2 separate regions of the Homo sapiens genome follow, and region 1 is linked to region 2. A link is a loop called in an ENCODE intact Hi-C map of the cell type or tissue named here. Cell type or tissue: mammary epithelial cell. All regions are shown on one strand. Links, peaks and the distances in the headings refer to the core of each region. The heading gives the core; the rest is flanking DNA.

Evidence for each region. A loop is a pair of places that touch in the nucleus more often than their neighbours do. Peaks named below come from ENCODE experiments on the same cell type or tissue, not always from the same donor. Only the 100,000 strongest peaks of a DNase experiment are listed, where the experiment ranks them.
Region 1: a loop joins it to region 2, with 10 times the contacts of the local background. A loop is called at or near these places in 7 of 110 quality-filtered maps.

Annotation. Positions count from the first base shown.
Region 1 is chr2:9,792,807-9,808,283 of GRCh38, forward strand. LOC105373421 (a long non-coding RNA gene) reads right to left here. Exons shown (of 3, transcript XR_007086206.1): 2 at 12,888-15,477; 3 at 12,504-12,798. Among named protein-coding and RNA genes, the nearest start is that of TAF1B, 43 kb to the right of the region's middle. RefSeq lists enhancers at 41-230, 7,010-7,845, 7,846-8,681 and a silencer at 8,014-8,308. In mammary epithelial cell, for the core only: a CTCF peak has its summit at 7,048 (motif pointing right); DNase peaks (open chromatin) are centred at 7,055, 8,485, 9,085, 10,445 and 1 weaker place; H3K4me3 peaks cover 332 bases; H3K27ac peaks cover 3,241 bases.
Region 2 is chr2:9,906,762-9,922,238 of GRCh38, forward strand. TAF1B (TATA-box binding protein associated factor, RNA polymerase I subunit B) reads left to right here. Exons shown (of 15, transcript NM_005680.3): 10 at 3,975-4,152; 11 at 4,750-4,796; 12 at 6,398-6,488; 13 at 12,280-12,350; 14 at 12,837-13,059. Among named protein-coding and RNA genes, the nearest start is that of GRHL1, 37 kb to the right of the region's middle. RefSeq lists an enhancer at 10,667-11,168. In mammary epithelial cell, for the core only: a CTCF peak has its summit at 8,123; a DNase peak (open chromatin) is centred at 8,060; H3K27ac peaks cover 216 bases.

The sequences.
Region 1 (15,477 bases), core at 2,792-10,791, 120 kb before region 2:
TCCAGAGTGGAGAAGGGGGGACCCTCTGGACATAGGGGGTTTCCCAGGCTCTTCCGCACTGCGGACCTGCTTCCTCCTCAAAAACATCCGGACAGCCCAGCACAGCCGCAGCTGTGCTCAAAATAACCTCACAGCAAGGGCTGGCAGAGCCTCCTCAGTTAAAAATAACCTGCAGTGGCCGGGCGCGGTGGCTCACGCCTGTAATCCCAGCACTTTGGGAGGCCAAGGCGGGCAGATCACGAGGTCAGGAGATCGAGACCATCCTGGCAAACAGTGAAACCCCATCTCCACTAAAAATAGAAAAAATTAGCCAGGTGTGGTGGCACGCACCTGTAGTCCCAGCTACTCAGGAGGCTGAGGCAGGAGAATTGCTTGAACTGGGAGGCAGAGGCTGCAGTGAGCTGAGATGGTGCCACTGCGCTTCAGCCTGGGTGACAGAGGAGACTGTCTCAAAAATAAATAACCTGCAGCTGCTGCATCCGGACAGAGCTCGGGGCCCCCACAGGACTCATGCTCTCCATGAGGGGAAGGCCTCCCTGCCCCCTGAGGCTAAGGGACAAACAGCACACGCGGGGCTTCCTAGGTGCCAGCTGCTGCTCTCAGTTAAACTCTGCATCAGCCCTGTGAGGTGGGCACTGACCTTCCTTGGCTCTATGTCCCCACCCAAATCTCATCTTGAATTGTAATCCCCACGTGGGGAGGGTGGGGGGTGACTGGATCATGGGGACAGTTTCCCCCTGCTGTTCTCCTGATAGCAAGTGAGTTCTCATGAGACCTGATGGTTTTATAGGGCAGTTTTCCCTGCTTTTGCTCACTCTCTCTCTCTCCTGCCGCCCTGTGAAGAAGGTGTTGGCTCCTCCTTCCACCATGATTCTAAGTTTCCTGAGGCCTCCCCAGCCATGCAGAACTGTGAGTCAATTAAACCTCTTTCCTTGACTGGTCTCGGGTATTTCTTTATAGCAGTGTGAGAACAGACTGACACAGGCACCATTGTCATCATGGCACAAAAGAGGACGCATACGCACGGAGATGTTAATTAACCAGCCCAAAGTGCCACAGCTCGGGAGTGGCAGAGCCAGGCTCAAGCCCAGCAGTGCGGCCAAGTCTGTGGCCCTGCGTGTTGCCTGTTCCTCCTTCTGAGCCAGGAAATAGTGAGGGGCTGAGCCTGCTCCCTCTGCTCGGGTAAGTTGCTGCCCCTCAGCCTCACTCTCCTCACAGGCAGTCAGGTAAGCAGCCTATTCGCAGCTGGGGATGTGAGGTCAGGTGCAGCCAACATGGAGACCTGGTCCAGGTGAGGCGCTTCTGAGCTGGAGCCACGCCCACTCCACAGATGGGAATGCTGAGGTCCACAGGGAGGGGTGGGGTGCATCTAAGTGGAGAACCAGCTCCCCGGACTCCCAGCCCGTGCCCTTCACTGACATCTGTCCCTCATACCACTCGCACCTTATATTTGTATTCCATTTTGTACTTTTCAAAGCAATTTCTCATCTACCTTCTGATTTGACCTTGACCACCCAGAGGACAGTCAGGAGCACAGACCTGCCGTGGTCGCCCCGGCCTAAAGCTCTTCAATGGCTTCTTGTTGTCCTTAAGCCCAAGGCCCAAGCCCTCACCAGGGCACCCCCTGCCCACCGCACTGCAGGGCCTCCCGCTCTGCCTGCCACCCTCTCCCCCATCTCTGATCTCCCCTCTGTGTGTGTTGGACCGGTCACCCATCTTCCTCCATCCCTCACTGCTTTTGAGCTCCCTCTTCCCCTGGCCTAGGACACTCTCTGCCCTCTACCCAGTAACCCTGTTCCCCTTTCTCAGCTCAGCCCAGCCCACCCTGACACCCTCACCCCTGGGGCAGCAGGTCGAGGCCCCCGTGAGACTCAGCCCCAGATCGCCCTTCCTTCACAACCTTCTCAGAGCTGCCAATGGTGGCGTTATTTGCATTTTGTCCACTTCTTAAAAAACTTGTATTTTAGGTTTAGGAGTACATGTTCAGGTTTGTTATATAGGCAAATTGCGTGTCATGGGGGCTTGGTGTATGGATTATTTTGCCACCCAGGTAATAAGCACAGTAGGTGGTTTTTTCTTTCTCGCCGCCCTCCCTCCCTCCCTCCACCCTCGAGAAGGCCCCAGTGTGTTGTTGTCTTCTTTGGCGTCCATCTGTACTTACATTTTACCTGTTTAACGTCAGTCCGTCTCACACGGTTACAAGCTCTAGGGGGAGGGTTTGCATCTGTTTTTCTCCAAGCTGTGGCCCCCCAGTGCCCTGGGCCTAGCTCAGTGCCCACCATGCAGTCAGCCTCTGTAATATTAAGGTGGACAGGCCTTCCCCACTAACAGACAGGATGAACCCAGAACAATGAGGAGAGACTTGCCAGAAGTGGAGCTGGGCCCGGGGTGCCTATCTGAACAGCTGTGGCCACAACAGCCAGCTGCAGAGTTGGGGACACAACCCTGGCGCATCCCATCGGGCAGGAGGGGAGCCTGCAAGTGCCCAGAGGACAAAGGTCAACACACCTGTCTTTGGTTTCTGATGTATGAGATGTGAAGGTGACTCAATCACAGATGTCACAGTTCCCTCCAGTCACGTAACACACGGCCCCGTTTTATTCAGTCTCACAATGTTGTGGGTTAGGAATTCAGTGGGGCTGGACTGAGCAATTTTCTGCTCCTTGTGGCATTGACTGGGGTCACTAAGTGGTGTGCAGCTGGCGGAGGGGCTGGCCTGGAAGGTCTCAGACAGCTGCCCTCATGCTGGCTGCTCAGCAGGACGAGGAAGTGACTGGGTCCTTGTCCCTCTCCATGGACTCTCAGGGCCTCTCCACACCTGAGGGTTGAACTTGGCTTCAAGAGACCAAGGTGGAAACCACCAATCCTTGTAAAGTCCAGGCCCAGTCTAGGCTGGCACAGTCACCTTGCTGTACCCTACACAGGCCAGCCTAGGCTCGGAGGACCAGACCCCACCTCTCAAGGCAGGTGTTATTGTCTCTGTCTTACAGATAGGTAGGTTGAGGCTCAGAGACATGAAGTAGCCAAGGTCACAGAACTTACCTGGGACTCACACCTGGAGATTCACACCTGGGACTGCAGCCTGGAGTGTAAGCCTAAAGTCCGGGCTCTGGGCTGGGCACAGTGGCTCATGCCTGTAATCCCAGTGCTTTGGGAGGCCAAGGCGGGAGCATCACTTGAGGCCAGGAGTTTGAGACCAACCTGGGAAACATAGCAAGACCCTGTCTCTACAAAAACGAAAAATAAAATTAGCCAGGAGTGGTAGCGCGTGCTTGTGGTCCCCCCAGCTACTTGAGAGGTTGAGGCAGGAGGATTGCCTGAGCCCAGGAGCTTGAGGCTGCAGTGAGCCATGACTGAGCCACTGCCCTCCAGCCTGAGCAACAGAGACCTACACTCTAAATAGATAAAACCTGAACTCCCCTCCCAGGCTGCCCTGCCTTCCTCAACGCTTGCTCCGGTGGCGTGGATGGGTCAGGACTGACTGAGCCAACTCCCACATCTCACCTGTGGTTCCCAGCCTGGCTGCTCACTCAGCTAAACAACTTGGATCATCACAGGTTCCCTGGCCCTGGCTGTAGGAGGTTGACTTGAATTGGTCTGAGGTGGAGTCTGGACACTGGTAGTTTTTAAAGCGCTCAGGTGATTTCCATTAAAGCCAAGGCTGAGAATCCCTGGTTACAACCAGAGGCTCCCCTCCCTTGCCTGCTCCTGCCTGGAGGACCCCCCGAGCATCCAGCCCCTCTCTCCAGTCAGTGGGGGAAGGGAGGCTGGGACCTGCTCAGCAGTCGTCCTGGTGGAGAGGGACACACATAGCAGGGGCTAGAACAAGTCACCCTCACCAGAGCAAGGCCAGGCCCGGTTCTGCCAGGGGGCTGAGGATGAGAGCTCCAGTCCCAGCATTGCCCCTTGCTAATTGAGGTTTCTTAACCTCTCTGACCTTCTACACAGTGTGGTTAATAATGACCGCCATGCTGCCTTCACAGAGGGTTTTCAAGATGTAAAAGGGGGAACAAATATAAAAATGCTTAGCAAAACGATGCAAGGCTTTTACGTGGAAATTACAAAACCTCACTGAAAGAAATTAAAGAACTAAATAAACAGAAAGACGTCCTATGTGTATGGATTGCAAGATTCAACATGGGGAAGATTTTAAATTGTTCCTATTATTAATAATTCCCAAATTGATGTAGAGATTCAATGAAACATTAGGTTTAAACAAATTCTTATGGTCAGAGAACCAGAAGGCTTTTGGACAGCAAATATAGTACATGTGTCTCTGAAATGTGTCTTAAAATTGAGGGTGTGTCATACTTTAAGCGTCACAGAGCCCCTTCAGCTGGGGTCCTCTCATGAGGTCAAGGGGTGTGCCCTCCCAGAGCCCATGCTCCTCCCCACATTTCCAGGGCCTTCTTGAACTTCTTCCCAGGGTCTGCCCTCCTGAGGCTGACCTGGTTTGCATATCCCATGGGGCAGCTGTTCGTGGGACAAGGGGATGTGGACGATGGCAGGCTGGGACACAGCATGTATGCATGAATGTGTGCATACTTAGGGTACAGAGCAGAAGGGGGCAGGTGGGGCTGGCCCACCCCACACCATTGTGTTGTAGTGCCGAACTCCCAGGAGTCCAAAAATACTAAATTTAAAGCTGGCCTTCCAGATCCTTGTGAAGGCATATTTATAAGAGGCTGGAACACATTTTATTTAATAGTTTGTCAGCTATATGACTTGCAGATATTTAGACTTAGAGTAGGTGGGCCTCCAATTCTACTCTTGCCTCAGCACCTGGAAGTATTAGGGTAAGGTCTGCAAAGTACCCATTTCTCTGAAAACACCCAGCTCAGGAATTGGTACAGGGAGTCCCCTTTCTGGAAGGCCCTCCCCCACGTCTGCCTGGCCTATCCGGTTCTTCCCTCAAGTTTCAGCCCAGATTCTGACTCTTCCGAGCAGACAGGCCCCCGTGGCCTTTATTCCTTCCCTCCCAGCACTGTCTGGCCAGCATGTGCGGTCGCGTGAAGACCTGCTAACAGCAGGAGCTGGGGACTCCCTGAAGGCGCTGACCTCGGCCGACTCCCCCAAGAATTCCCAGACCCTGGCACGGGTGCCGGCACATGTGCTGCCCAGGGCAGGCTCGGTGGACACATCTACAGTTCATTCTCCCACTTTAGTCCATTTGCTTAAGACACCCTTCCCTGGCAATCGGTAAGGTGCACACATACTGCCTGGGGCTCTCATTAAACTGCAGATTCCAGTTCTGTAGGTCTGGGAGGGGCCTATGATTGTGCAGTTCTAACCAGCTCCCAGGTGAGGCCAATGCTGCTGGCTCAGGGACCACACTTTTCACAGTGAAGCTTTAGAGCTCATTATCTTCCAGGAAGACAAATGCAATACAGGTGTTGCCTGTAGCCAATGCTTCAGCAAATGCTATGGATGCTGCGACTCTGAAACTGGCTGCACCTGCCCAGCAGTCCTGTGAGAGAGTCTGTTAATAAGTAGCAAAGTAGACTCCTCACTGAGGAGGGCAGTTCAGGGACTCGGAAGTCAGGGATGCCCAGAAGGTACACAAGGGGGCTGGGAATCCAGGCTGCAACCTCTAGGCCCAGAGGCCTGGGTGCCAGGCTCAACACAGTTGCTGCTCGCCCAGTGACCTCACGTGAGACACCTCCTCTCTCTGGGCCTCTGCACCTACTCTGGGTGGTACTATCTGCCATGAGAGTGAGATGGGAAACTCTTCCAAAGAAAGGAGGGCTGGATGCTGGTGAGTTGGCATTATTGGCAAGAGCAGATATGATCAGCCCTGACCATGGGCCAAACACCATTCTGCCCACTTTCTCTGTATCAGTGTGTTTAACCCTCAGGGCGACCCTCAGAGGTGGGCACTGTTCTTATTACCTTTTCACACAAGAGAAAACTGAAGCCCAGAGGACGCAATTGCTGTTAAGACCCCAGGCAGTCTGGCTCCCAGCCTTCTACTGAACCCTCTTGTCACTCTGCCTCTCCAGCCTGAAGCTCTGGAACCGTAATAGGTTCATGGCCTGACCCGTGCAGGAAGTCAATATGCAAGATGCCGCATTGCAGCAGAGAGAGAGGTCTAATCAATGCAGGGCCACCAAGTGAGGAGATGGGAGGAAACCCCCAATCCATCATCTCCCCAGGGAGTTCGGGGCTCGAATTTTTAAGGGTTTTGAAGTGGGTCAAAGTGTGGAGGTCCTTGATTGGTCGAAGAGTGCAGTCACGGGACAAGGAGATGAAGAAACCTCACTGTCACGCGGATTCCGTTCCTCTGTGGGGGTCTTCGAGCTGGTTGGCATCAGCTGTTCTGATGGAATTCAGGATCTGCTTAAGCAATTCTTAAACAAAATTCCTATGATTCTAAGGTCAGAGATCCTATCAATAGGAACCATGGGGATGTGAACTGTCCGTACCTAGGGCTACGTGACTTTTGGTTACAAGGAAGTGGGTCAAAGTACAGCCTGATGAATGCTTAATTATAGCTATATGACTGTCCGCAGTTCTTGTTAACCCTGTGAGGCTGGCTTCAGCTGGGTCTGCACTAGGTTAAGAAAGGGAGAAGAAGGGTGGGGACCTCAGCCCTTCCTTCCTGCCCAGACCACAGCCTGCAAACCTCCTCGGGTCCCCTCTGGCTCCAGGGCTCTCGCTGCAGACAGATCAGAAAGGACTCTGGGTCTGTCCCACCCCAGCCAGGCAGCCCAGAGCCCTCAGAGCAGGTGCTGCCCAAATGTTCCTGGGCATGGTGGGACCTTCTGCTAGGCAGGCTCTTCCTCATAGATTTGGGGGCTGCTTGTTTTAGGTTTAAAACAACCTGAGCTTCCCCCAGCCAAGTCCCTATCTCATTGTGTTGCCGTGGTCTGTTTGCCTGTCTGTCTTGTCCCCTAAACTTTGCACTCTCAGAAACGGGGCTGTGTTCCCTCCTCCCTAGGTCTCCAGCTCAGTGTCTTGCACACAGTGGGTGGTGAACTGACTTGCTCCTAGTTTCCCCTCTAGAGGTGCTGGGATGCAGTGACAACGCGCTTCCAGATCTTGCCACCAGAGGGCAGGAGCGCACAGCAGCCGAGTGTGAGCAGCGCGGCAGAGAGCAGGTCGGGCTGGGTGGGTCCCTGGACATCCAGCCGGCAGGGCAGGGAAGGGCCAGGCGCAGAGGGTAAATGAGGACAGGGCCTTGGGGGAGTCTCTTCATTTCCCATGCCGATTCCAGAGACTTCTTTTCTCTTCCTTCCCTTCCATTCCCCTGCCATCTCTTTTCCACTCCCTCCCCTTCCATGTTGACCAGGGTCCAATTTTGACTTTGTGTGACTTTGGGCCAGAAACCTCTTCTCTCTAAGTTGTAGTTTCCTCGTCTGTAAAATGGGGAAGTAGTGCTACCCAATTCTGGGCAGTTCCCTATCTTCCCTTCCTCAGGCTTTGGGACCCTCTGTAGGGCCACGCTTCTCGGCTCTTAGTGGGGAGCTCCAGACTGTGACCCAGGCAAAGCCAGGGGCCCTTTGAAGTGAGCTGCCTCCTCTGCCCCCTGCCTGGGAGAGGACACCTGCAGGCCTGGCCCTGTGGGGCCAGGTGGGCTGGCAGAGTGGATGGGCTGGGAGCTGTGGCAGCTGTGCCGGGTACACACAGGACATCAGCTGGGCCTGTTCCACTCAAGCATAGATGAGCAGGCAGGCATGAATGAATGAATGAATGAATGAATGAATGAATGAATGAAGAGTGAATGAATGAGTGAATGAATGGGAGAAATTCAGGCATGGCTTCAGAATACTTGTAGCAAAGGGATTTTCATACCCACTGCCAGTGGAACCTGGAAGCCTCCTAAGCCTCTCGGAGCCCAGCTTGAGTGGAGTCCACTGGGGGCTTGTCCTCTTTTTGAAGCCTCTTGTCCCTTTTGGACTCCTCACTGGCAGAAGCCTAAGAGACCCTTAGTCTAAGCTTTCAGGGGGTGAGAGGAGGAGTCTACTAACTGGGAGGGTTTACCCAACATCATTTATTTATTCCTCATCAAACAAACACAACGTAGCCACCCCCTCCGGGACTGTGCCTGTGTCTGTGCTGTGAACATCCCAAGGGACGGTGCAGCTGGTGGGGGTGGAGGGGCCGGAGTGCTCTGAGGAGCCAGGGAAGGCCTCTCCGAGGAGGGGGCTTTTGAGCAGGAGGCCTGTGCTTTGAGCAGAGATCCCACAGAGGGTCCCAGGTCAGCTGGACCGGCACTTCAGAGAAGTCACTGACTGAAGAATCAGAGGCAGGGGGCCCCACGAGCCGAGCCGGTCCAGGCCCCAGGGAATGAGGGCAAAGCGGCAGCCTGCAGTCGGACAGCAGTGCTGGGTCCAGGGGCTCCTCAGCTCCCACGCCCACTCACAGCGCATTGTCTCCAGGGGAAGGGTTTCTGGGCGGGCCCAGGAAATGGGGATGTGTCATCCGAGTGGGTGCTCAGTCCCCAGCAGAGCTCACGGCTGACAGCCAGGCCCGTCTCTCCTGTCACTAGATCCCACCTGCAGGGACTTGCCCAGAGCTGACCTAAATTTCCCGGCCACTCTGTCGACACCTCCAGGGCGGGGCAAGGCATGCCTTCGCAGAAGCCCAAACAGAATTCGTGACCAACAGCACAGAGACTCAACCTCCACCCTGGGCTCAAAGGGCTGCTGTGGTGGGCTTCCTGGGCACTGCCTGACCCTGAGCTCTCCCGGAAGCTGGCCTCTCAGTGGGTGGGGGCAGACAGCACCCGGGGAGGATGTAGAAACATGGCAGACATGGGGATCTAGGGCAGAGGGTGCCGTGTGTGTGTTCGAGGCCCGTTTCCTCTTTGTGAGTCTTCCAGTTTGCTTTTCAGGGAAATAGACTCATTTCAGACCCAGGAGAAACGGTGGGCTTCAGCAGGGCTGCCCCGGGGCCCACCTCCCGGAGCCTTGCTCCCTGCTTCATCCAGGCACCTGGCTCTCCTGCTGCCCTGGGGAAGTCAGAGCCTCCTATCTTGGCAGAAGCCCCCACCCCCAACCTCCGCACACTCAGTTCTCTTGCCACACAGCCTAGAAAATTCTGCCTCTGGCTTGGGGCTCCATTTGCTGAGCCAAGATGAGGCATGAATCACAGGGCTGCGAGCTGCCTGAGGCTGTCTGGAACCCGCAGACCTCAGAGCCCGCAGAACTGCAGCCCCTTCCCCCACCACATCCCTGGGCCATGTCGTCGCCGGCTTCTCGGCTCTTCTCTCACTGAGCCTGCCGTAGTTAAAACAGTTCCAACCTCAAGGCAGCTCAGGTCTTGGGAGCCCAGACAGCTCCTGGGGGTTTGTCGGCCTGATCAGAATAAGCAAATAGTATTCTTTTTAGATTTATTTTCTTGGATTACAAACTCACAATTAAGTCTTTCTAGGCCGGGCGTGGTGACTCATGCCTGTAATCCCAGCACTTTGGGAGGCCAAGGCGGGCGGATCACTTGAGGTCAGGAGTTCGAAAGCAGCCTGACCAACATAGTGAAACCCTGACTCTACTGAAAATACAAAAATTAGCTGGGCATGGTGGCACATGCCTGTAATCCCAGCTGCTTGGGAGGCTGAGGCAGGAGAATCGCATGAACCCAGGAGGCAGAGGTTGCAGAGGTTGCATTGAGCCGAGATCACACCACTGCACTCCAGGCTGGGTGACAGAGAGACTTTGTCTCAAAAAAAAAAAAAAAAAGTCTTTCTAAATAATTTTGGACTCCCAAACAGATCCAGAGGGACTCCAGTTTGAGCCATGTTGAGGGAACAGGGATTTGGCATGGGATCAGCCTGGGGCTGGCTGTGCAGCGTTTGAGGGGCCACCTTCTCTGAGCCAGTTATCTGAGGTGCTGCCTTCTCTGAGCCTTGTTTCTGAATCTAAGGCTCCTCGTAGCTCTGGCATCCTTGCCTCTGATTCCTCGGAAATGTCCCAGGCCCTGCAGCTGACACTGGGCTCCAGGCAAGGCTCTTGGCTGTGTCTGGAGGGGCTGTGGGCCAGCCTCTTGGCATTGGTAGGCCAGCAGCCCAGGAAAGCTCCGTGTTCCCCATCAAGGAGGGGACAGGCATCTGGGCAGCGCAGGGTGCTGTCCCTAGGGGGAATGCCAGCCACATCCTCTAGGGCCCTGGGAGAGAAGTCCCGAGAGCCCAGTACTTTCTCCTCCGTGGCCCACCTGAAACCTGGCCTCAGCTCTTCCCCTGAAGCCGGGAAAGGGCACTGCCTTAGTTTCTTACAAGAGGATGGGGAAAAAGAAATGTGAGAGCTAGAGAAACGGCTCCAGGGACCGAGCCCAGCGCTTTCTCTGCACACACAGCCACTGTAGACATTTGGACTGGAAGGTCTTCGGCACACACTTGGCCGATTGCTCCACATAAGACGGCGGGCCCAGGTTCAAGGTGCACTGTCAGGGACACCTGGGCTTCTTGGCTCCCAGCCAGACGTTGGGCAACAGCTCCAATACCTGTGCACCTCAGCATCCACATCTGCCCGTGCTCTCTGAGAATTAGGCCATGGAATCAACACCTAAGCATCCAGGAAGAGGTGGGAGAGTCACTCAAGAAGCAGGGCTGGCCACATTCGCTACCTGCCTGCATTTCCTCTTCCTATCAGTATCCCAGGGTGCAAAATTGGAATGACCTCTTCCACACAGGAGAGGGTCTGGTGGGACCACCATTCGAGGCCCTCTCTCCCCACCTGCCCCCTGCCCCTGCCACCCACTTGCAGGTAAGGGACAGGCTCCTACGCAGCCTGGTCAGTCACTGCTCCCTCCTGGAGTCTGGCTATTGAAAAGAGGGACAAAGAAACTGGCTGCGGTGCCTCAGTCCTCTCGAGGGGCTAAGAGACAGCTGCCTGCCCTGATTGCTGGGCTCTGAGTCAGAGGTTGCGATCCCTGCTCCAAAGCCTCTGGAATTATCCTGGGTGTTGGCCATGCCCAAGCCTGAGTTCCAGCCCCCTCTGAACTTGGTTCCTGTTATTATTTGAATTATGTTCCGTTATGGCGTTTTTTTGTTGTTGTTGTTTTTCTTTTTTGAGATGGAGTTTCACTCTTTTTGTCCATGCTGGAGTGCAATGGCATGATCTCAGCTCACTGCAACCTCTGCCTCCTGGGTTCAAGTGATTCTCCTGCCTCTCAGCTTTCTGAGTAGCTGGGATTACAAGTGTGCACCACCACACCCGGCTAACTCTTTTTTTTTTTTTTTTTTGAGATGGAGTCTTCCAGGCTGGAGTGCAATGGTGCAATCTCGGCTCACTGCAACCTCCACCTCCCGAGTTCAAGCAATTCTCCTGTCTCAGCCTCCCAAGTAGCTAGGATTACAGGCGCCCACCACCACACCCAGCTACTTTTTGTATTTTTAGCAGAGATGGGATTTCACCATGTTGGCCAGGCTGGTCCCGAACTCCTGATCTCTGATGATCTGCCTGCCTTGGCCTCCCAAAGTGCTGGGATTACAGGCGTGAACCACTGCACCTGGACTACACCTGGGCCTGTTATGGTTTAATTTGTCTTGCTGTGCTCTGAATATTTATGTCCCCTCAAAATTCATATGTTGAAATTTTATCCTCCAATGTGATGGTATAAGGCGTGGGGCCTTCAGGAGGTGATTAGGTCAAGGGTGTGGAGCCCTTGTGAATGGGGTTAGTGCCCTTATCAAAGAGGGCCAAGGGAGCTCATCCATACCCCCTTCCACTAAGTGTGGACACAGCTAGAAGGTGCCATGTATGAGTCAGAAAGCAGACCCTCACCAGCCACCACATCCACCAGCATCTTGTTCTTGGACTTCCCAGCCTCCAGAACTGCAAGAAATAAATGTCTGCTATTTATAAGCTACTCAATTTATGGTATCTTATTATAGCAGCCTGAACAAACTAAGATGGTTCCTTCAAAACTCATATGTGGAAGTTCTAACCCCAGTACCTCAGAATGTGACCTCGTTTAGAACTAGGATCATTGCAGATGTAATTAGTTAACAGTAAGTGGGCTCCTGATCCAATATGGCTGGTGCTCTTATAGAAAGGGGAAATGTGGACACAGGAACATATACATGGAAAATGCCACATAAAGGTGAAGATGGCCATCTGCAAGCTGAGGAGAGGGGCCTGGAACAGACCCTTCCCTCAGAGCCCTTGGAAGGAACCAACCCTGTTGACACCTTGATTTCAGACTTCCAGCCTCCAGGACTTAAATTTGAGAGGAGATAGATAAATTGAAGAAGGAATTCTTGAGACTGCAACACAGAAGTCCTGCCTGAGTTTCCAACCTGCCGTCCTGTTGAGTTTGGACTCAAGCTGCAACATCAACTCGCCTGAATGTTCAGCCTGCCAGCCTGCTGGCCAAATTTCAGATTTGCCAGCCCCCACAATTGTGTGAGATCATTGTTAAAGTCAGTCTGTCTGTCTGCTTCAGTCTCTGTTTCTCTTGAGAACCCTAGTACAGTCTCCCATATATCCTTCCAATAAATTAACTTTTGCTCAAGTTCATTTAAGTTTTATTGGTTTGCAATTAAAAAAACCCGATATGACAGAATGAGAGATTCTTCTATTTTAATTGAACTTATTAACACAGCTTTTAAAAGTGCTAATCAGAACAGCCAAGTGCTTATTTAAGCTTGGAAACAGAAAAAGGAGACCCACCAAGGCTGGAGCTGGCAAGATCCCTCCCACACAGAGCAAGGAGCTCGGTCAGCAACACTTCATATATCTGTCCAGTTGGCAAAGCCCCTCTGTCCAGGAGTATCAGCTACAATGGTCTGACGCAATTGAATATCCCAGTGGCCCAATTCCCATGTTCCGATTCCATGTTTACCAAGCAAACTTCTGCTTCCTAGAAAGAAAAATGCTCTGGTCATGCCTATGCAAAAAGTCAGTTCTTCTAACATTCATGCCTCAACATAAATTGTATACATCACTCACAAACGTTTGTTCTGTGTGGGTCCTCCCCCGAGAGACAGATTCATCTTGGCAAGTTGACAATTCTTGTTCTGAGCCTGCAAGACTCTGAGCATCTGGAGGCTCTGTTGGGTAAACCTTTTAAGGTTCAGAGTGCTGAGCCCTGCAGCAGCCTTTCTGGGAGGGAGTGTGCCATCCATTCCCTGCTGGGCACAGCCCCTCCCTGGCCTGACCTGCCTGCCTGCCTGCCTGCCTCCCCAGACCCCCCTTGTCTCTGGGCTCCCCCAGAGGAAAGGCTACCATGTTGTTGCTCCATTTACCATTAAGTGGCTTCCTTCAGAATGACACCCAAGTCCCTGCAGTGGCTGTCTTCATTTTCCTCCCATTCTGGGACTCTGCCCACGGGCCTCGCCTTCCCACAGGCCTCAGTGCTAACAGCCTACCTTGACCTGGTGTCATCATGGAAGACCCACGACAAACCACCTCTGCTTGAAAGCAGAGTTCACCCTCAGCCCCAATCACAGGAGGTGCTGCTTCTAAACACCTGGTCACTGGCCCTCCCCAACCACCAGGTCCTGCAAGCCTCCATCTCTCCTGTCTTCTCTGCCTCCCTGCATTTAGCTTCTGGGCTGCTGGCTCTTCACAGTTTATCCTCTCCCTCAGCCTCCTTAGGGCCCACCCACATCACACGCCTGCTGGCCCTGCAGTCAAGCTCTTGCCTTTGAGGCCAGCCTGGACTGGTCACCCTGCCCTTGTCAAAGCCCCAGCTTCTGTGCACTCCACTCTGGACAGCCTGACACACCCACTTCTGAGGTGAGCCTGGCAAAGACCTGGAGCCTCTGCCCTCCACCTTGATTTCTTCTCCCAAGCCCTGTCTCTGCCTCAGTTAGAACCCAACTCCAGTCCTGCCTCTGACCCTGGAGCTGACCTCAGTCCTAGGCAGGCCAATGGGAACACAGAAAGAGCATTGGCTCCAGTGGAGATGGCAGATTGGCTCATGTGTTTATCACCTATGGTTTCCCAAGCCCCGCAGGAGGACAGGGCACAGAGACGAGGAGACAAGAGCAGGTGAGAGTTCACCGACTCTTTGCAAGATGGGAAACCAAGAGAACCACGGCAGGCCACTCAGCAGCACCGATGTCAGACCTCCGGGCATGCAGCACACGGTCAGGGCCAGCTTTGCCCTGAAGAACCACTGAGACTCCCGAAGCACCTGCAGCAGAGGGGACCCCAGAAGCCTGGCATGGACAAGAGAGGTGTGGTGGCAAGTCTTTAAGAGAGAGCCCGTCCCTCGGTCGGCATCCCATTCCATGCAGCCGGGAGACTGTCCTGTCCCCACCCCATGGGAGGCCACAGTTAGTCTCTAGAGAAACTGAGCCCAAAATGCTCTACACGTGCCGACAGGCTCAGAAATGGGATAAAGTCAGTGCGGGAGTAAGCCGAAGTCTCCACATCCACTGGAAAGCCCTCGGCTCCTGCCTCAGCTTTGCTCCCTGGAGTAGACGCTGTCCGGGCTCCACCCAGGTGGCCTCGGATCCCTGGACTCTCTTGGGGTGCCCATCCCTCAGCGTCTGCCTCTGGGGCTTCCCACGGCTTGCCCTGCAGCTCACCCTGGAAACTGGCCGTGGGCCCTGCATCCACTTGGCCTGCACTCGCTCCATCCCCCAGGGTGGCCCTCAGACAATGACTGGGGGTTGTGCTGCCTTAGTTATCCATCCAGAAGCTTCCATTTGAGCAATCTACCTGGAGCGAGTGCAGCCCCGTCACTGCGGCTTGGATCTCACCATGCTGGCGTGGCTGCCTCCTCCCCACTGGTTTAAGAGCTGTGGCCACCAAGGCCATCATCCCTGCCCCCACGTCCCTACCTCTTTATAAATGTCATTTCCTTTCCTAAGAGGTTCACCCTCTTTTTAAAACTTTGGTTGTTTCCCACTGCAGCCAGAGCCCAGCAGCAGGTGACCTGTGGCCCTGCCCCAGCAAGGCCGTCTCCACCCCTTCTGGCGCTGGGGACTCTTCTCATCTCCTCCCTCCGCGTGTCCGGCGGGCACCCCTTCTGTGTTCTGCCTATTCTGGAAAGCCTGGAGCGGATGCCCCTGTGCCTTCCTTTGCCCCAGACTGGGCTCCCCAGCAAGAGGGGCATAGAGACAAACTGGTGGTGCTTGGCCAAGTAGCTGTTCCAGAAATGTGTGTCAGGTGCAGATATGTGGATGTCTGGAGATACATTTGAGGTTCTGTGAGAGCCACATCTTAGTTCCCCTGCTCCTCTGGGACCTTGGGCCCCAGTGCCCTCACAGGCATTGCCCAGGTCAGGGTCGAGGTGGCACAGTCACTAAGGTCACTCTGATGGCAAATCTCCCCCAACGCCACCCTGCCACCCAGGGTCCCTCTCTCCACGTGGGCCAGCTCCATGTGCTTCTCTCCCCCCACAGCCCCTTCCTTCTCCTCTACTCTCACTCACAAGGGCCGGCTCAGCCCCCTTTTGGGGTTTTGGTTGTAAGGACAGAGTGGCTGGGGGAGTGGCAGCTCCACGCAAGAGGACCCCACATCCATTTCTGGCCTAGTGCTGCCACCCCTCACTGCTGACTCCAGTACAACCTCCTCCCCACACAGATAA
Region 2 (15,477 bases), core at 4,546-12,545:
GGCTATTTCTACCTTAGGGTAACACATGTTATTTTTTTCTTCTCCTACCTTTATGTATCTTATAAATATCCTATATTGAGTTGTATTACTTATTAATGGGCACGGGGAGTGCAATAAGCTTTTGCGATTTTTTGAAGATAAGATCTTGCTCTGTTGACCAGGCTGAAGTGCAGTGGCGTGATTGTAGCTTATTACAACCTTGAACTCCTGGGCTCCAGTGATCCTCCCACCTCAGCCTCCCGAGTAGCTGAGACTGCAGGCACGCACCACCATACCTGGCTAGTTTTTTTTATTGTTATTATTTTTAATAGAGATGAGGTCTTGCCATGTTCTCCAGGCTGGTCTTGAACCTCCAGGCTCAAGCCATCTTCCTGCCTTGACTTCCCGAAGTGCTGGGATTACAGGCATAAGCCACCAAGCCTGGCCTGTTTTTTTTTTTTTTTAACAAAAAATAGATCTACAAATTAAGTTACGATAGTCCCTATACCTTAGGATGTAGATTCTAAAATGTTTACAGTTGGTTTGCAAACCACCCATACATAAGATTACAAGAGTATTTCCAGAATGTGCCATTTGTAATTACAAATATTGCTCTCGGTAATGCCGTCAGTTGTGCAGTGCCATTGATCAAAAAGAAGAGATCTATGTATGTGGCACTTTTACAAAGAGAGGGTTTAGGGTTCCCAGAAAGCTAAAAGCGGTTTTAAACATGCTGAGACAATAGCCGCCCCTCCTCAACGCCTTTAAAGGTGACCAGGTAGCCTCTGGGGCTCGGGGAAAGCTTTCGGCAAGTATGTCACACACACCCTGCCTGAGTAAGCGCTGCCCCTTTGATGGCCATGAATGAGCTCAGATGCACTCTCCACCCTCTACTATGGTTCCTCCCATTGTCACCCACGAGCCTGCTGGATAGAGTTTCTGATGGCTTTCATGATCATTTATGTAATTTCTGTTTCATGTATGTAATTTCTGAAGTTTCCAAAGTGCCCATATATAAATTCTCTTCTTTGTGAAGGTGGGAAGGGAGGGCAAGCAGGCTTCCCCTTGACAGATGAGACTTAGGGCAGTTCAGGGACACTCAGCTGGTAGATGGCAGAGTAGATTCCTACAACCCAGTCTTCCCCTTCCAGGGCCTGTGCTCTTCCCACCCTCTGCTCCCTTCCAAGACCCTATACTGTTCTTGCTACCATTCTCATCATTTCTTCCAGTTGCTTTTCTTATTAGTCTGTACTTTTGGCATAAGCGGAGCAGTTCAAGATCTTAATTCTTTTTTTTTTTTTTTTTTTTTTTTTTTTTTTTTTTGAGACAAAGTCTCACTCTGTCACCCAGGCTGGAGTGTAATGGCGTGATCTCCGCTCACTGCAAGCTCCACCTCCCACGTTCACACCATTCTCCTGCCTCAGCCTCCAGTGTAGCTGGGACTACAGGCGCCCGCCACCACGCCTGGCTAATTTTTTGTATCTTTAGTAGAGATGGGGTTTCACTGTGTTAGCCAGGATGGTCTGGATCTCCTGACCTCAGGTGATCTGCCCACCTTGGCCTCCCAAACTGCTGGGATTACAGGCGTGAGCCACCACGCCTGGCCAAGATATTAATTTTAAAAGAAGAGAAATATTTCAAGAAATGTCATTTTTTTAGAATAATAATACTAATATGGTTTTGATTTTTAAATTATCTGAGAAGAGACTGTAGCTTCTACAACCCAATATAGATAATGGTTAAAATTTTAGTGAAGGTATTTTAAAATTAATTTTTTCCATGTTTGAAGTGTACATGTTTGAGTGCAAGAGTCCTATCATTCATTTCTCTAATTTCCTCCATTATATTAATGCACAGTATCTTGTACCTAGTAGACACTCAGTAAATGCTTGTTGAATTGAGCTTAATTCTCTATCTCCTAATCTTTTTGCATCTGAATGAAGCCCAGGAGTAAATTCAGGTGACACCTGTAAATTGAAATTATCTTAATAGTATAATAGTCCAAATTCTCTGCCTCACAAAGACCTGCACTGTCTGGCTCTGCCAGCCTCTTCACATTCAACACTAAAGCCTTGTTGGACTGTTTGCATTTCCTGAAAGCACCATCCCATGTTTGTCATAGCCTGTAGCATACTGCATTCTCATTAGGAAAAGGACTTGAGGAAGAGGACTGTGTCTGTGTCTTAAGTACCCAGAACACACTAGTTGCTCAATAAATGTTTGTTGGAAGAATAAAAGCCAAGTGAAAACCTGAGCCAAGCTACCAGAATCTGGTAGACAGAAAAATACTTTGATGCGATATTTTGAATTATCATTGTTATATGTGTTCTGTTTCTATGTTAACAAAGCATTTTTTAATCAGCAAAACTTTTTTACTTAAATGTTTCAAGAAAGAAATTAATTTTGTGTTTTATTCTTTATCATAAACGTGTAATTAGTACGAATTATGTGTGGGTTGTAGCAGTTAGGAAGACAAATAAAACAAGATTGAGTCACCCTCAAGTTTAAGAGGGAAACAGAAAGATAAACCCTTAACTGTGCAATAGAAGGGTACATGCCAGGACATCTGCTTTAGCACTCAGAAGAGGGCCAGTCACAGGAGGCTGTGGTATCATGTCTGTTCTTAGAGGAGGTCACTGGTATAACCAAGTTCTCTAAGATGAGTGAGCTTCAGCCAGGCAGAGCCTGAGATGAGGAATGGGGGAAAGAAACTGGCTTTCTAGGCAAAGGGGCAAAAGTAGCTGTGCAAAGCAGAGAGGCAAGTGAGAATATGGCTTGTTTGGGGGAACTATGGAGATTAGGCTGGGAGCTAAAAGCTTTAGTGAGTTCATGAGAGCAGGGGAATACGATGATTGGGCCACAGGAGAGTAAGACTAGAGAAAGGGAGAGCAGTTATAAGGGTGGCCTAAGGAGCAACAGTGACGGGAAGAAAGGGGATGGATTGGAAAGCAGTCAGCACTGATCCAAGTGCCTTAGGTATATTCATTAATTTAGTCTTCACAACAGCTATGAAGCAGGTACTATTCTTATTCCTATTTTAGATAGATTGTTTAAAAACTGAGGCACAGAAAGGTTGTATAACATGTCCACGGTCACAGAGCTAGTAAGTGATGGAGCAGGGACTCTAGTCCAGGCAGTTTGGTTCCATAGTCTATTCTCAACCATGGTACTATATGCCACATTGAGAGAATGGAATTAACAGGACATGGTGACTGAATGCATGTAGAAGATTCAGTTCAGTTCCATGCAAGCTCATTATCTCTTATAAAAAATGGCTGTCATACTTGAAATTGTGTGGTCACAGCTTACATACTTAGATTGGGAAGTACAGAAATTTTTTGTTTAGTTTTCAAAGTCTATTCACTTGAACATAACCTCAATTTATTCTCATTATAACCCATTTTACAAGTGAAGAAACTGAGGCTAAGTGACTCTGATCCAAGAGTCACAAAGCTAGTGATTGGAAAGCTTAAATATAGGTCCTAGGTTTTCTGGTTCCAAGTCCCACATTATTCAGTCTTGAGTAATAGGTGTAGTCTATGCTGAACATATAATTTCTTTAGGAAAGCAATATATCTAGTTAAACAGTTGTTGAGGGCTTCCAGTGTGCTAGCCAGGATGCCAGCCAGTGCACATACATTGCTAGAGAAGCTTTTGGTCTCATAAGGGAGTTAGTTTTAGGTGAGCAAACACTGCTATAGAAACACAGACAAGAGATGTGGATGAAACAACTGGTATGTGGCTGCCAGATGCCAGGATGTGTCCTAGAAATAGTAGATGTTTTAGGAAGTCGGAATAGGGAATGATACGCCGTTTTAAGATTCTACCATTCATTTTTCTATATGGATGCCATGTTTTGATGTTTTATTCACAAAATGTGGGTCTCTGAGTTCTTGCATAGTGTCGTGTTTTAAGATAAAGGTTATTTTATGGATATATACATTGGGGATGGTCTAGTTGGCAAATAATTTACATTTTACTGTTTTGTTCTTCAGATGAAATGCATAGCTTAACTTGCCACGTGGTAAAAATGACTGGAATGGGAGAAGTGGATTTTCTGACATTTGATCCTATAGCTAAAATGGCAAAAACTGTTAAGTACGATGTACAAGCTGTAGCTATCATTGTGGTGGTATTGAAACTGCTCTTTCTATTGGATGACAGTTTCGAGTGGTAAGTGTACGTCAATTTTATGACAAGTAACATTTTATGGTGCTGATCTTAGTTTTTTAAGAAAGCTTTAAATGTCATGAAGACACTTTAAAAAAAGAGCTAAAGAAAAAATTTGTACTGTATTTACCTAATTATATGTTATCTCAAAAAATGGAGACTCTCAATTGTTACAGAACATTGACTAGTAGTCACAATTATTTCTTACACAGTACTTTGACTCAGCTGGTTGTCAGTTGTTTGATCATGTTTTATACCTGTTATTCTTTAGGTAGCAATGTTCCTCATTGCTCCACTGATTTCCTAGTTTTAAAGTATCTTCATAAATCTCTATCTATATCCCTTTAGGCTCCTGGCAATATGTGTTCTCAAAGATTATTTTAGAAAGTAAAGGAATCTTAATATGTCACCCCTCCCAGATGCCAACAAAGAGTGACAGTATTTATAGTGTCTCCTCCTCTGTTTCAGTGATTGCTTCTCCATTAAAACATGGTATCAATTTCAAATACTGTTCTACACTTTTCTCTCAGAAGAATTCAGAATTTATCTTTCCAAATACATGACTTCTAAATAAATTGATTTGTTTATTGTTATCTCCAGGTCTTTGTCTAATCTTGCTGAAAAGCATAATGAAAAGAACAAAAAAGGTATTTTAATTTTTTATCATTCAAATTCAAAGTGGTTATAGATGATAGATTAAAAGATGGAATAAATGTAGGCAAACAACTTTGAAAAATACACATATACACATAAACACATGTATACAAATTGTATATTGTACCAGTATTGTTTTTTCATATAATTACCTACTTGTATCTCTAGGGTACTAAAAAATATCAGTGAGTCCGTATTATATGTAAGACCAGGCTGCTTTGTATTCCCAACTTCTACTCACCAGCCATGCTAGATCATGAATTTACAGGCAGCTTTGTGACCATCCTGTCGATTCTGATGCTTTCAGCCTTTGCTCTTGTTGGTCCCTCTATCTGAAATGCTCTTTCCTTCTTACCCCAACTCCTGTTCAGTCCCTGGCAAATGCCTCTTTATTCTTGAAGATGCAGCATAAACACCACTCTTCTGTCTGGTCTTCACACCTATCCACTTCACAATGCTTCACCTCTTCCCAAATCAGAACTAATAACTCCTGCCGCAGTCACTCTTGTTCAGACTTTTGCTAGATGTTTAGTGCCTTGAGGTCTAACTAATGGCCTAAGTACGTCTGTCCCTATTAGATTGCCAATATTTGTAAAGTGCTTAGAAGAGTATCTGGCATCTAATAAGTACTTTATAAGTGATAGACAGATAGACAAGTGAAGTGTGAGCTTCTGGAGGGAGGGATCATATCTTTTTTTTTTTTTCTTTTAATGTATCTTTAGTGCCTAACATAGTGACTAGCCTAAGAGCAACTCAGTGAAGTGTGGTGAATATGTGGATTATTAAATTCAATTCCAGTTTCTTAATGTTCTGTTCTCATTAGGATTTATGTTCATTGGTTTTAGAGGCTTGAATTTATTGGAAGCAATCAGTTTGTGTGTTCTTTCCAGAATATGTGCAAAATAAAATACTACTTTCTGTACATTGCTCATGTTGGCTTCTATGTAGAGTGAAAGGTTGAACTAGCTGTCTTCTAACATCCCCTCTAATGCTAAAAGATGATAATTTACTACGTAGACATGTAGAATAAACAGAGCGCTTTGACCTGTCTCCCTGTAAGCCTCAAAATAAATCCATGCTGTCAGCAGGGCAAAGATCACTGTCATTTCTCTCTGCTCTGTCTGCTAATCACCATCCCCTGCCCCCAGCATTATTGATGGGGAGATTGAGGTTTAGAAAAGTTGTGATTTACTCCAGGTCCAAGAACCGTGAGTTCTATTGATTACTATAGTTTTCCTCTGTTCTTACAGTTCTTTCGGTAGTTTCCTCTCTTCTGTGGCTGTATGGTCTACAAGGTCATATTGGATTAAACAATTATCATATTGACCAGTTGAAAAGATTTTTAGTTAGGCATGGAAAGAGACTGCCTTCGCCAGAGAATAATGGAGAATAATCCCTGTATGGAGTGAAAGAGTGAGGAGTGAGTTTTTATACTTTACTGCATTCAGTTCTGTTGTCTCTCTAATGTCTACATCTTGATCACACACTCACACCAACTGCCCAGTGCAGTCAATTAATGAAAACTCAGATGAACAATGTATATTATTATAGTGTGGTTTATTTGGTTAATAATCTTGGATTTTATTTCTTTCAGATAAGCCATGGTTTGATTTCAGAAAGTGGTACCAAATTATGAAGAAAGCTTTTGATGAGAAAAAACAAAAATGGGAAGAAGCAAGGGCCAAGTATGTTCTCCTTCCTGGTTTAGATGCACCTGCCTTACTTCTGTGTCTGTTACTTTACATTTGAAAGCTGAAGCTTCATCAGTATACACTTATCTACATTGTGACTTTTTTTTCTGGAAATATTAGCCCTACACTCTAATTAACTTTTCTCTTTTTTACATTACTATTAATCAAAGTTTAGATTTGATGTGGATTTCACCAGTGTTTTTATTAATGTCCTCTTTCTGTTCCATGATCCAATGCAGGATACCACAGTATACTTTTTATAATTTAACTTTTTATAATTTGCATGAGACTTGCCTATATTTCTAATACTCCTCCCTCTTCCCCTTTCTCAAATTTAGTCATTTCTCATCTATGCTTCCCAATATTAAAAAGATTACAAATGTTACCTTGCAACATATGTAATTGGAATGTTCCCCCAAAATAAAGATCCCTGTGAAAATTAAAACAAAGGAAAGCAGATAGCAAGTCCATTTGATTCAGCCAGTGTCACTGCCTTTCTTTGAACTGTCATTCTGATGTGGGCTCATTGTGGTAGGGTAGAAGAGAGCATAAGCAGCGCTAGGTTTGAATCCTGTCTGCATTACAAGCTAGCTGTGTGCCCATGGGCCAGTTACTTAACCTTTTGCTGAGTCTGAGTCTCTTTGAGGCTTTGAAGAAAAAGGTAACATCTCTGTATTTAATGTAAATTTACAGTAATACTAATTCGACTCAGTAATTTTATATCCTTTGAGAAAAATCAAGGTTCCCCATATTAGTTGAAATGAGAATTTGTTCAGCTCCTATTTCTTCATCAGTAAAATAGACATAATAATGCCCACTTATATACTGTAATTAAGACCCAATTTTCCAGTATGAGAGTAGAACTAGATTATTTTTCCTCTAAATTTCAGAGGGCTTTTAAATAGAAAAACAGACTCTTGGGGTAGAAAAGGCACTGTGGAGATGATCCTTTCCATAGCAGGGAAGTGTGACAGGTTCCCTCTCAGTAGGCAGGATTGATGCACAATGAAGAAGAGGGGTGGAGGTGAATTTATCCCAACAGCCCATGGATTCCCAGGAAACCAGGCTCCCTGCCTCCTCATCAGAGAAGGAGTGACTCTTCAGTCAGTGGCTCTCAGTGGGCACAAGAATAGCAGCAGGAACAAGATTTTGTTATGTGTCTTAGGTCATTTTGGAGAATCAGCCTTCCTTTCTGTGGTGCTAGCTGGGGTTAGTCCTGACGGATCCTAAGGACTGGGTGCCTAGGGGCCATTCCTCCCTGGGGTCTCAGTGGTGACAGGGCTTTCCTTACCCCAAGCCAGACACCAACCTACACTTTAAACATAGCTCTTGGAGGCCCAGTTCATTATTGCAGTGTTATGTCAGTTGCACATTTAAGACTTACCGGCTTTTAGCTACTTTAGGGAATAATTTATTGGCCAAAGAAAGTAAGTCTGGTTATAAAATGGCACTTTCCAGGGAGGTACCGGGCCCCAAGGTGGAGGCTGTCGAGGGGACCCGTTTCCAAGGTCCTTCTTCCTAGAGTATGTGCTGAGGGCTGACACACACGTGCAGTGTGAGTCACTGCTGAGTAATATGCGAAGCACTACCAACTGCTGCTCAGGCCCAGAGCTCAGTGCGTGGTGGCCACCTGTCGGTTTCACCCTTCCCCACCCCCATGTTGACATACATGTCTAATTTTTCTCTTTGTTTCTCTGAATATTATCATCCATGTTGTCAGATGAAAATTATTAAAACATTTTCTATATCTGAGCATGGGTTCCTATGCATGAGATTATGAAAAACACTAATAAACAATAGTTGAAAACCTAAAACAGCGTAAGAGGCTACTTTGATGACTTCTAGCTGTTATAGAAGATGTTGAGAAGAACATGGAGAAAAATTAAGCCTGTGCAGAAAATCTCTATGCCCTAATTGGTGTATAGTGATATCTCATTATGGTTTTAATTTGAGTTCACTGCTAATTTTTGCCTTCCCTTTTGGGTTAGGCAGAAATTTCTTAGATGTGACACCAAAAGCATGATCTATAAAAGAAAAAAAATTGGTAAATTGGACTTCATCAGAAGTAAGAACCTCTGCTCCACAAAAGAACTTAAACGAATAAGAAGCTACAGACGAGGAGAAATTAAATGCAAATCACATATCCGTTTAAAGATTTGTATCTAGAGTATATAAAGAATTTTTAGGCAATAAGAAAAAAACTCCATTTTTTTAAATGGGCAAAATATTTGAAAAGACGTTTTACCAAAGATGATATCAAGATGGCATGTGAAAAGATGTTTAACATCATTAATAGGGAAATGCAAATTAAAACGACAATGACATATCATTATATACCAATTAGAATGGTTCAAAACAAAACAAAAACAAAAACTGATCATTCCCAGTGTGGGAATTCAAAATGGTACCGCTATTTTGAAAAGTTGTCAGTTTCTCAAAGTTAAACATACATTTATTATGTTATCCAGTGTTTTTCACTCCTAGATATTTACCCTAATGAAATGAAAACAAGCTCACACAAAAATCTGCATAGGAATGTTTCTAATGGTTTCATTCATAATTGCCAAAAACTGGCAACAAACCACATGTTCTTCAACTGGTGACTAGCTAAACTGTTGTATCCGTACAGTGGAATACCATTTAGCAGTACAGACTTCTTATGCATCCAGCAATATGAGTGAATCTTAAATGCATTATGCTATGTGAAAGACTCAAAAGGTTACTTATGCTATGATTCCATTTATATGACATTCTGGAAAAGGCTAAACTATGGGGACAGAAAAACAGACCAGTAGTTGCCTGAGATCAAGGGTTGACTGTCAAGGGATGTGGGAGATATTTTGGAGTGATGGAACTGTTCTACGTAGTAATTGTGGTGAGTACACACATGCAACTGTATGTGTTTGTCAGTGCTAGCAGAACTACACTGAAAAGAGTAAATTTTACTGAATGTAAATTATACCTTAATTTTTAAAAATGAGGAAACATATGCAGACAGACAAGAGAGAAATATATAGATAACATGTAACTGGAAAACATGGTTTGTGATGTGTCTCCTTTTGTAGTTTTATGTAATGAGAAAAGGCAGGCAAGGTAAAGTCAATTTTGGAAGAAGCTTTCATTTCAGGTATCTGAACACTTAAGAGTATTTTTATTTTAGATCACCTTTCCCATTCTTGGGGCATATCACCCCAAGGGCATCATAATGCTTTCTTGATCTGTGGCATGATTGCCACTTGTGTAGGCATTTACTGTAAATGCATAAGAAACTTCCATTTAGATTAGGTATTCACAAGGAATGTTTAACAGTGAGTGTGCCCAGGGATTGGGATTAGACTGTTCAGGGAACTTCTTTATCCTTTGAGATTTTATTATTTAAGAAAATTAATGGCAAAAAAATATATTTTAAAGAATCGCTAACTCATTTACCATAACATTAAATGACAAACTCTCTGATATATTTTAAATGTGGTATGGTTCACTAAAGTTTAGTTTCACATGATTTTCAGGAAACCATCTCCTGTATAACATTAATTACATCTCTACTGCTACCTAATGATTAGAAAAATTTCCTTTCTGTTCTTTTTTTTTTTTTTTTTTGAGATGGATTTTTGCTCTTGTTGCCCAGGCTGGAGTGCTGGAGTGCAATGACACGATCTCGGCCCACCGCAACTTCCGCCTCCCGGGTTCAAGCAGTTCTTCTGCCTCAGCCTCCCAAGTAGCTGAGATTACAGGCATGTGCCACCATGCCCAACTAATTTTGTATTTACTAAAGAGACGGGGTTTCTCCATGTTGGTCAGGCTGGTCTCAAACTCCCAACCTCAGGTGATCCTCCCACCTCAGCCTCCCAAAGTGCTGGGATTACAGGCATGAGCCACTGCGCCCGACTCCTTTCTGTTCTTAACATTTAATATCATTGCAGAAATTCAAAATAAAAAGTCAACATCTGTTTTATGTATAGTCATGATTTTACTGACTTGATCAAGTATTTTTTAAAATTCTTGAAAAAATCAGTTCTTAAATCGGTTAAAATGATTATTTGCTAAATGATATTACTAAAATATTGTTAAAAATGTGTGCTTTTATATACGTATTACTTCCTAGTATTAAAAATAAATGGTGAGAAATTATTATAGATGCTACAGATTTTTAAAATATTTGTATTTCTGGCTTCCTATTTTTAATCTGTTTTTCTGGAAAGTTCACAGATATTTCTTGAGTATCTACTAGCCAGGCACTTTGTCAAGTACTAATAATAATTCTAATTATTGTATAGGATTTAAAGAACCAATACATACAGCATCTTATTCTTCAGAATAACCCTGTGAAAGTAGAGGATAAGTTTAGAGATGCTAAATTCATTTCTTTGTTCATTTATTCACCCAATTATTCTTCAACAAATGTTTAAATGAGTTCCTACTCTCTACCACTCCCTGACAACACTAGGGGCATAAGGATGGCTGAGACAGTCTCTGCCTTTAAGAACCTCCATAATTTGTCATTCAAGGTCATGCCACTAGAAAATGGTGGAGCCGGCCGGGCGCGGTGGCTCACGCCTGTAATCCCAGCACTTTGGGAGGCCGAGGCGGGCGGATCACGAGGTCAGGAGATTGAGACCATCCCGGCTAAAACGGTGAAACCCCGTCTCTACTAAAAATACAAAAAATTAGCCGGGCGTAGTGGCGGGCGCCTGTAGTCCCAGCTACTTGGGAGGCTGAGGCAGGAGAATGGCGTGAACCCGGGAGGCGGAGCTTGCAGTGAGCCGAGATCCCACCACTGCACTCCAGCCTGGGCGACAGAGCGAGACTCCGTCTCAAAAAAAAAAAAAGAAAATGGTGGAGCCAGGTCTTCTGATTCAGTACTCTTTCTTGTTGCCACAGTGTCTTTCAAAATAAGAAAATGGCCTGGGATTAAGAAGAAGGTGGATTTTTAAAATTATTATAAGTTATGAAAGTTCTCTGCTCTAGGGAACACAGAAATAATAAAAATGAGACCAAGAATGAACCTTGTTGTCTTTGTTCCAGAGCAGCAGCGTCTGCTTGGCAAAGTTTAGCAACAGCCACTAGAACTAGAAATAGAACATGTCACTTCCTTTTGGAGTCTGGAACTGATCACCCTCATCTGTAGGAACCTTAGATGGCTCTTAGTGTTTGTCCTGGAGGGAACCCCAAGAGCCAGAGCAATCCAGGATCCCCATTTTACAGTGGAAACTCCCTGGCCATCCTTCCCTTGGCAAGAATAGGCTGAGTCAGAACAGGGACTACTGGGACTGTGTCATCCTGGAATCCAGTCTTTTCCTCTCCTTTACACCAGGAATAGAATAGATTTCCTGGCATCAGATGCCAGAGAGACGCATTTACTGTTCACTGTGTGTAAGTTATCAGAATCAGAAGTACTACTAACAACTCTCAGCAAAAAGGCATTGGGACAAAGGCAATGAGGAACAGTTGTTTCTGAGGTAGCTTCACTTTATGAGAATGAGCAGCAAGGGAAATTTATGGTGAAGGAAACAGTTTCTATGTTTTTTGTATAATTAATAGCTTCTTCAAGATGTCACAGCATCTGGGTGGCTTTTGAGAGGAGCACACCATTCTCTTGGCCTGGGCTGTTGGTCAGTGGTTCCTTCTAGGGCCTAAGTTCAATAGGCAATATAGACATGTGCCAGTAGGCCATTCCAAGCCAGAGCTATAACGAAATATCAGAAATCTCAGATAGTGCTTCAGACAATGTGTTTATGTCCGTTTCATCTCCGTCCTGCTCCAGCTGTTTCTTTACCTTGTACAGGTACCTGTGGAAAAGTGAAAAGCCACTCTACTACTCATTTGTCGACAAACCAGTAGCATATAAAAAAAGAGGTAAGTCAAATTTTGTCTTTTTAATACCAAGTAGCAACACAGTTGTAGAAAAATTAAATATCTGGACTTGAAATGTTGAATGCTTAAGTTTTTTACTTTTTTTAAACAAATGTTCCAGGGCACATGTACATCCAAAGGAGCATCATACTCTGCAAGAAATCTCTGCAGGAATCTACTTCAGGAATATGTCGTTCTTCAAAACAGAGCCTCAGTTCCTGCCAAAATCTAAAATCCTAAATCGTTATGATTTTGGAAATTCTTTGCTTATAGAATTCCTTTTAGACTGTACATTCTTTTTGAAGTAAGGTTTCCCCCATGCACCTCATCCAGTTTCATTTTCCCTTAACGTTATCCTGTTACATTACTGTGGTACATCTGCGAAAACTAAGGAACCAATATTGGTACATTCCTATCAAGTAAATTCCAGGCTTTATTTGTGATTTAACATTACTTGTTATTTTGTTTCCTTTTTTTCTCCGGTTCCAGAAATGGTGGTGAATCTACAGAAACAATTTAGCACACTGGTCGAGTCAACAGCAACTGCTGGAAAAAAAAGCCCTTCAAGTTTTCAGTTCAACTGGACTGAAGAGGACACTGATAGAACGTGTTTCCATGGACACAGCCTTCAGGGAGTCCTGAAAGAGAAAGGCCAATCACTGCTGACTAAGAATTCATTATATTGGCTTAGTACACAGAAATTCTGCAGATGGTAATAATGCTTTTAGAAAAAGTCACATATAATTGAAGTAGTTGACTGTATAAGAGCCAGATAGGTTTTTTGTTGGAATTAGAAGCTGGTGAGCTTAAAGTCACGAAAATCAGAATTATACATTGAGTCTTGTGTAGGAGTTCTAGGAAAGCTGGTAAAAATCAAGAAAGAGGATACAGGGCAATTAGCACAAACTATCCCCTCTAGCTAAATTAACCTGCAGTGTGGCAGGCAAGCAATAGAAGTGGCTGTAAATGCTGATCAGGAGAATGTGCTGTATTTTTTAGTACATATCACTTCTCTGAGTCAGTTACCTTTATCATGTCTTTCTACCTCTTAATACTTCCTTAAGTATTTCCTAAAAATAAGGATATTCTCTTAAGTGACCACAGTACAGTTATCAAACTCAGGAAACTTAATACTGATACGATACCTTTATCTCACCCACAGTCCATATTCCAATTTTCTCATTAGACCCCCAGTGTCCTTTTATAGCAGGATCAAGTTCAGGAGTAGGTATGGCATTGATTGATTTTATCTCTTCGGTCTCCTTTAATCTGATTGTCCCTCAGCCTTTCTTTGTCTTTCATGACATTGAGCTGTATTTTTCAGAAATGTCAGTGATGTTACACAATGTTTCTGAGTATGGTTGTGATGGTTCCTCATGTTTAGATTCAGGTTCTGCATCCCTGGCCAAAACAAGTGCCGTGTCCTCCTCAGGGTATCATTTCTCAGGGTATGGCGTCTGTAGACTGGGGCGGGGGGCGGGGGGTCCATTTGCCCCTCAGGTGTTAATAGTGATCACCCAGTCAAGGTGCTGTGTCGTTTTTCCACAGTGTAGTTACTATGTTTCCCCTTACAACTAATAAAAAATCTGCAGGGAGATACTTGGTCAGTGAAATACTCTGATCTTCATTCAACTTTGTCCCCTTGATTTCATGTTTTATGTTCTGTCCTCGTATCTGTCGAGTGTGGGCATGTGAAGTCTAGAAAACAACACGCGCTTTTATGGTTATTGGGTCTGGATAAAATAGGACTAAAGATGGGAAGCTGCACTGAGGAGAGGAATCTGTGTAGGACATAGTGGAAAACTTGTATGTCTAAATAGTAAGACACAGGCTTTTGACTTCATCAGGTTTAATTAATGATCGGCTCTGTGGCATACTGGCTCTTAGACTTCCGGCTTAGTAATAGGCTGCCTTCTTATTTTTGCTTTATTTTTTCAGAAGAGTTATATATTCCCTATAAACGGTCGATATTGGAATAATACAGTGTAAATTCTTAAGTAATTTATGAGGTCTTGCTGTGTCACCCAAGCTGGAGTACAGTGGCACGATAATGGCTCACTGCAGCCTCAACTTCCTAGGCTCAAGCAATCCTCCCACCTCAGCCTTCCAAGTAGCTGGAACTACACGTGTGCACCACCATACCCAGCTAATTTTTTATTTTTTGCAGAGACGAGGGTCTCCCTATGCTGCCCAGGTTGGTCTCAAATGCCTGAGCTCAAGCAGTCCTCCTGCCCCAGCCTCCCAAAGTGCTGGGATTACAGGTGTGAGCCACTGCGCCCAGCCATCTATTTTCATATGACTCAGAAAATTTCCTCAGGCAGTAGATAGTGAAGAACATATTACTCCCCAGAGCACATTCGTTTTTCTTTAATTGTACTGAAAATCAACTCCAAAAGTATTTTTTGAGTACTTGATAAAAATAAGTCATTATCCTAAGTCCTAGATAGATACAAAGGTAACTCAGGAAGTTTGTTTTCCAAGTCCACTTGAAGAGAAGATTTTTTTAATAAGAGTATGTTTTCCCCACTTTCCTTCTGTAGTGTCTTAATAGCTGTAGAGAGGAGTATATGGATTAAAAATTACAGAGATAATCAGTGGGGTATACAGGTGTTTACCATAAAATTCTTTCAACTTTGCTGTATGATTGAAATTTTTTATAATAAAGTTTGAGGAGAAAAACTAAAAAGATTCAGGCTATGCCATGAAGTTTTTTTCTCCTTGCCTATTTTAACTTTTAGTTCCGTTTTATATAATAATAGCGAAAAGGCCATTCAATAAAATAGTTCTGTGACTTTGAAGTTACTTTACCTTTCAGTGTCTTCCTGTTAAAAATAAAAAGACTAGACTAATATTCCCTCACTAAAGTTCTCAGTAATTAACGTGTGAAAAATAAAAGCATAAAGGCTTTTCTCATTGTGACTATATTTAAAGTAATCTCATCCCCATATTGACATAGAAATTGCCCAAGAGGAAATTTTCTAGTAGCTAAGAGGACTTGCTATAGAATCATAGAATCGGGCTGTTTCTATCCTAAGTCTGCCACTTGCTAATTGTAGGAAGGTTACTCACTTCTCTACAGCTGTGCTGACCCAGTTGTAAATGTGGGGATAATACTGATCTTTTCCTCTTC